Regions from separate parts of the Homo sapiens genome. Here region 1 is linked to region 2. The links are chromatin loops, found by intact Hi-C in ENCODE. Cell type or tissue: Calu3. All regions are shown on one strand. Links, peaks and the distances in the headings refer to the core of each region. The heading gives the core; the rest is flanking DNA. Region 1 has its middle 12 kb from the start of PAX7. Region 2 overlaps PAX7 (paired box 7).

Region 1 (2,913 bases), core at 273-2,772, 50 kb after region 2:
TCTGTGGATCAGTGTGAGCTCCTCGAGGTCACAGACAGTCTTGTCTCCCACAGGACCTGGAAAACTGTGAATATCTGTTGAATAAATGAAAACAATTTGTGGGAATGGGAAGGGGGGTTGGCAATCCATCCTGTAAATATAAGTATCTGACTATATATGACTGTTACAGGTTGTAAGATTGAAAGTGAATTAATGGCTATATTCCGAGAATTCATCTAAGAAGGTGCCATGTGTGCCTTTGTCAAAGGTAAACTGTCAGTTTACAGTTATGGAGTCTTCATGTCCATGTTTTTTAAAAACCTTGGCTCTCTTCTTGATACTGCATGGTATGGAGGCAAGCTGTTATTATCCCCAGATGAAAGAAACCTGGGGACTAGTGTGGTGAAGGGGTTTTCTGGTGTCATAAAACAAGCATGTGGCAAAGCCGGGGTTAAACCTGGTGAGTGGGGCTCAGGAAGAGGACACAAGTTTTGAAATCTGACAAGCTAAATTTTAATCTTGGCTTCAATCCTCAGGAGCTGGGTTTCTTGGGGCAAGTTACTTAACCTCTCTGAACTTCCATTTCCACTTTTAAGAAATGAGCACAGTGATACTTAGCTTGTGGAGATTGCTGCAGAGATAATAATGCATGTAGAGCGGCTGGCACTTAGCAGGGCTCAGTAAGGGGCATCTCTTATCTTTTATCCTCAATTGAATATTATTTTTCCTCTTGCAGTCCTAGGCTATAATCTACATTCCGCCAAAAATTATCAGGGAAATTTAGAGAAGCAAGCAGCCAAACCAGTTGGCTGGCATCAACTGTTATCACCAGGGGGCTTGAGTTATCCCTTTTTGGGGGTCATTGGGGCGTGATGACCTATGACCTGTGACCTTATGAGGCAGCCAGCAGGGGTAGGAACCCAGTGGATTTGGGGGTCATCTTAGACTTCTGAAAAGACCTGATAGACCACTTTCCAATCTGGGGTTTTTCATTACGTAGGGGACAGTAAATCAAAGAGACTGCCCCAGGCTGCAGACTTAAAAGGGCCCAAGGCTGGTGGAGCTGGGCAGGGAAGATGCTGAGGGGGAGGAGACTATGGCTCCCCTGGCTGGGATCTGAGGCAAACAAAGTGACACGCGGTGGGGAAGATAAAACACCGAAAATAAAATTGACAGCAAATGGCACACTAGATTAAATGCTTTCAATGCCTCTGCTGAAAAGGGTTAATATCTTTGCTATATAAAGAGCACTTGCAAATCAATATGGATGATGAACAATCTCTGGGCAAAGGACATAGACAGGCAATTTATGAAAGACATACTCGAGGGCTGGTAGTATATGAAAAATGGTCTGTCTTACCAGAAACCTCAAAGAAAAGCAAATTAAAACAATGATATGCCATGCCCCGCCTATCTAAGTGGCAGTTGTGAAGGGGAGAATGGTACTATCAGGATGACTGAGAGGTCTGGAACGTGTGACTCACATACTGTGTGGCAGAGTAAATTACTGTGCTTTCTGAAGGGCAATTTAGCAAGTATGTATCAAAAGCTCTAGAAATGTTTAGAACCATCCTTAGTACATCACTGTATGCCTAGGAATTTACCACGCATATGTGCAAAGATATAAGTACATCACAATATTTTTTTCTAATAGGGAAAACTGGAAAAAAGTAAACATTCCTAACAATAGGATATTGACAGATATATTATGAAACATCCATATAATGGAATACTCCAGGCCATTGCAAGGACACATAATAAGAGGCAACAATGTGTAATGTTTCTAGGCTATAACCCATATTCCACCAAAAATTTAGCTTCATGCTAGCAACCATCCTAAATGACTTACATAGATTAGCTCATCTAATTCTCCTAACAACTGTTTGTGATAGGTACAAATACTATCATCCCAATTATACTGGTGAAGAAACGGAGACACTCAGAAGTTAAGTAACTTGTCCAACTTCCCTTATCTGGTAAGTGGCAGACGCCAGTGTGAATTCAGGTAGTTTGGCTTCAGAGTCTACATACATGTTCTTTTTGTTTTTTGAGATGGAGTCTCGCTCTTCCTCCCAGGCCGGAGTGCAGTGGCGCGATCTTGGCTCACTGCAAGCTCCGCCTCCCAGATTCACGCCATTCTCCTGCCTCAGCCTTCCGAGTAGCTGGGACTACAGGCGCACACCACCATGCCCGGCTAATTTTTCTTGTATTTTTTAGTAGAGTCAGGGTTTCACCATGTTAGTCAGGATGGTCTTGATCTCCTGACCTCGTGATCCACTCGCCTCGGCCTCCCAAAGTGCTGGGATTATAGGCATGAGCCACCGCGCCCGGCTACATACATGTTCTTTATTTTTATTTTTATTTTTTTGATACAGGGTCTCACTCTGTCACCCAGGCTGGAGTGCAGTGGTGCAATCACAGCACAGTGCAGCCTCCACCTACCTGTGCTCAAGTGATCCCCCAACCTCAGCCTCCCGAATAGCTGGGACTACAGGTGTGCCTCATCATGCCCAGCTAAATTTTGCATTTTTTGTAGAAGTTGTGGTTTCACTATGTTGCCCAGGCTGGTCTCGAATTCCTGGGCTTAAGCGATCCGCCTGCCTCAGTCTCCCAAAGTGTTGGGATTACAGGTGTCAGCCACTGCACCTGGCTGAGTCTATGTTCTTTTTTTTTTTTTTTTTTTTGAGACAGTTTCGCTTTCGTTGCCCAGGCTGGAGTGGAGTGCAATGGCACGATCTCGGCTCACCACAACCTCTGCCTCCTAGGTTAAGTGATTCTCCTGTCTCAGCCTCCTGAGTAGCTGGGATTACAGGCACGTGCCACCACGCCCAGCTAATTTTGTATTTTTAGTAGAGATGGGGTTTCTCCATGTTGGTCAGGCTGGTCTCGAACTCCCGACCTCAGGTGATCTGCCCTCCTCGGCCTCCCAAAGTG
Region 2 (2,913 bases), core at 207-2,706:
AGAGCTCAGGCCCGAGGGAAAGCAAGAGAGTGGAGAGGTGCTTAGTGGAGAACAAGGCCTGGGCTAGGGCTGGTAGTGCCACAGCCGAGGAGGTGGGAGGGGCGCAGACAGGTCCCCTGGGCCTGGGCACTCAGGACTTTGGGAACTGAATGTCTTTGGCACCCTGGGCAGGGCAAACAAAAGCCACCTCCATCCTGCCCTGCAATGCTCCACTCCTTAGTTTCTGCTCTCATGATGGGGGTTGGAAACAGGAGACTCAGCCACACCCATGCAAATAATTGATTTTACAATAGTTGGGATCATTTGCTGGACACCAAGCTACAGGCACTTACTGTTTCATTTTAGCCTTGCCATGGCTCTACAAGGTAGGTACTATTTATAGGCAGGGGGTCTAAGATGCAGAGAAATCCTCATCAGTGATAATTTCAGCTCATAAAAAGTGCTTCCTATGTACCAGGAGCTGTTAAGGGCTCTTTTTTTTTTTTTTTTTTTTGAGATGGAGTCTCACTCTGTCACCCAGACTGGAGTGCAGTGGCACGATCTCGGCTCACTGCAACCTCTGCCTCCTGGGTTCAAATGATTCTCCTGCTTCAGCCTCCCGAGTAGCTGGCCTACAGGCACGTGCCACCACGCCCAGCTAATTTTTGTATTTTTAGTAGAGACGGGGTTTCACCATGTTGGCCAGACTGGTCTCGAACTCCTGACCTCGTGATCCACCTGCCTTGGCCTCCCTATTAAGGGCTTTTTGTGGATTAGCTCCTTTATCCATTACAACTATGTTGCAACCATTATCATTTCATTTGCAGATAAAGAAGCCAGAACTCAGAGAGGCCAAGCTACTGTCCACGTCTCAAAGCTTCTAAGCAGCAGAGTATGGGATTGTACTCAGGTCTGGGGCAGGCACCAGCCTTCCTTTTTGGGACAGCTTCCCCCAGTACGGACTTTGTCTCCAATGTCTGAGACATCCTCTCTGCATCAAAAGAGTCGGTTCAAGCTGGAAGCAACCTGAGAGATAACCTAGTCCCAACTCATTGTCTTCCAGATGCAAATACTGAGCCCAGAGAGGGAATGTGACTTGCTAGAGGTCACACGGCAGTCAGTGAGGGAGCTGGGACTGGTTCTCAGACACTCTAGGGGTTTATCAGTAAGGGGTGAAGGGGTGGCCAACAGCAGATCTCCTGAGGGTGCCACCATATGGTCACTGTTTTTGCTAAATCCTAAGGCCACTGACTCGGGACACCAGCTGTGGAGCTCTAAAGAGGCTATGGATTCCTCCTCTACTCCCCTGCTATGTGGAACCAGAGGCTGCCAGCAGAATATAGCTTTAGAGACTGAGGACTAGGTTTGAATCCTGGTGCCCTTGGGCTGCTCACTCTGCCTCTCTGAGCCCCAGCATCTAGCAGGCAGGAAGATGCTCCAGCAAAACAAGCACTTCAGAAAGCAGAAGGAAAGGAGAGACCCCTGTCCCTTGGCCCCCGATCCCTCCCAAGGGCCCCCAAGGAAAACCAACACAGGTGCTTAGCACATCCTCCTGGGCCCTGACATGTTGCAGGAGGAAACTTGAGGAAGCCAGGCCTGGCCTGGGAAGAACTCATCTATAGCCAAGGCGGCTGAGTCACTGTTTGCTGAAGGTTACCTAAGATGTGTCCAAACAAGAACCAGCCAGGGTCCTGCTCCAGGGCTTCCAGACACACCCGCCTGCCTCAAACCAGGACAAAGGCAGCCCTCCTCTTGGGAAATGTGGTGCCAATCCCAGGAATCATTCAGGTCCAGAGAAAAGTTTATGTGAATGCATGCAAAGTATCTGGTACCAGGTAGGCATTGCAAAAATGAGAGCTGTTATTATTATTGTTATGTCATTATTATGATTTTGAAACAGAGTCTCACTCTGTTGCCCAGGCTGCAGTGCAGTGGCAAGATCAAGGCTCACTGCAGCCCCGACCTCCCAGGCTCATGCCATCCTCCCACCTTAGCCTCCTGAGTAGCTGGGACCACAAGTACATGCCACCATGCCCAGCTAATTTTTTTTAAATTTTTTGTAAAGATGGGGTCTCACTATGTTGCTAGGGATTGTCTCTAACTCCTAACCTCAAGCAGTTTGCCTGCCTTGGCCTCCCAAAGTGCTGGGATTACAGGTGTGAGCCACCACACCTGGCCATTGTTATTATTTTTAACAAGCATTTACTGAGCACCTACTAGGTGCCAGGCACTGCTGCCTCACACTGCTTTCTCTTCTTGCCTGCCTTACAGCTCTGTGAGATGATCCTGACAGTGCCTGCTTTGTGTGGGCCAGGACGTTGAAATTCAGAGGGTGTGGCTCAGGCATCTAATGTGGCTGGAATATCCACAGCTCTGACTCTGGGCCAGAACTTCTCAGCCTGGGCTGCTCCTTGGAATCACTCAAGGAGCTTTAAAAAATACTGCCCCACCCCCTGTCCATTTTGATTTAATGGGGCTGTGGTGCATCTTGGGCACTGGGATTTGTGAAAGCTCCCTCATATGAATCTCGTGTGCAGCCAAGGCTGAGAACCCCTGCTCCTGGGCTCCTGGGTTTTGCCCGGAAGTTTCCCATATTTTACTCGGTTCCAGAGGCAGCATGGTTAGGAGACTGGGATGTAGAGGAAGCATCCTTTGATGGCTCAGCTGGGAGGCATGTAGCTAATTCCTCAGAGGAAAGGGAGGATTGGGAGCTGGGGAGAGGGCATGTGTCCTACTGGCCTTGGCTGGGGAATGAGGAAAGCAAAGATTGGACCTTCATCAACCCCCAGTGCTGGTTAGGCTAGCTTAGGGACAGGGATCCCACATAAGTAGGCAGGTGGGCCAGAGTTCCTGGGTGTGATGCAGGAAGGTCATTGACACCATATCCCTGACTCTACCACATTTGTAGAGTTCTTTTCAATGGCCCTCAAATTT

What was found. Peaks named below come from ENCODE experiments on the same cell type or tissue, not always from the same donor. Only the 100,000 strongest peaks of a DNase experiment are listed, where the experiment ranks them.
Region 1: a loop joins it to region 2, with 2.9 times the contacts of the local background. A loop is called at or near these places in 1 of 110 quality-filtered maps.

Annotation. Positions count from the first base shown.
Region 1 is chr1:18,617,267-18,620,179 of GRCh38, reverse strand. No RefSeq gene overlaps it. Among named protein-coding and RNA genes, the nearest start is that of PAX7, 12 kb to the left of the region's middle. In Calu3, for the core only: no CTCF peak of the experiment used is centred there; a DNase peak (open chromatin) is centred at 1,429.
Region 2 is chr1:18,667,663-18,670,575 of GRCh38, reverse strand. The region is part of intron 4 of PAX7 (paired box 7); the gene reads right to left. Among named protein-coding and RNA genes, the nearest start is that of PAX7, 38 kb to the right of the region's middle. In Calu3, for the core only: no CTCF peak of the experiment used is centred there; a DNase peak (open chromatin) is centred at 1,625.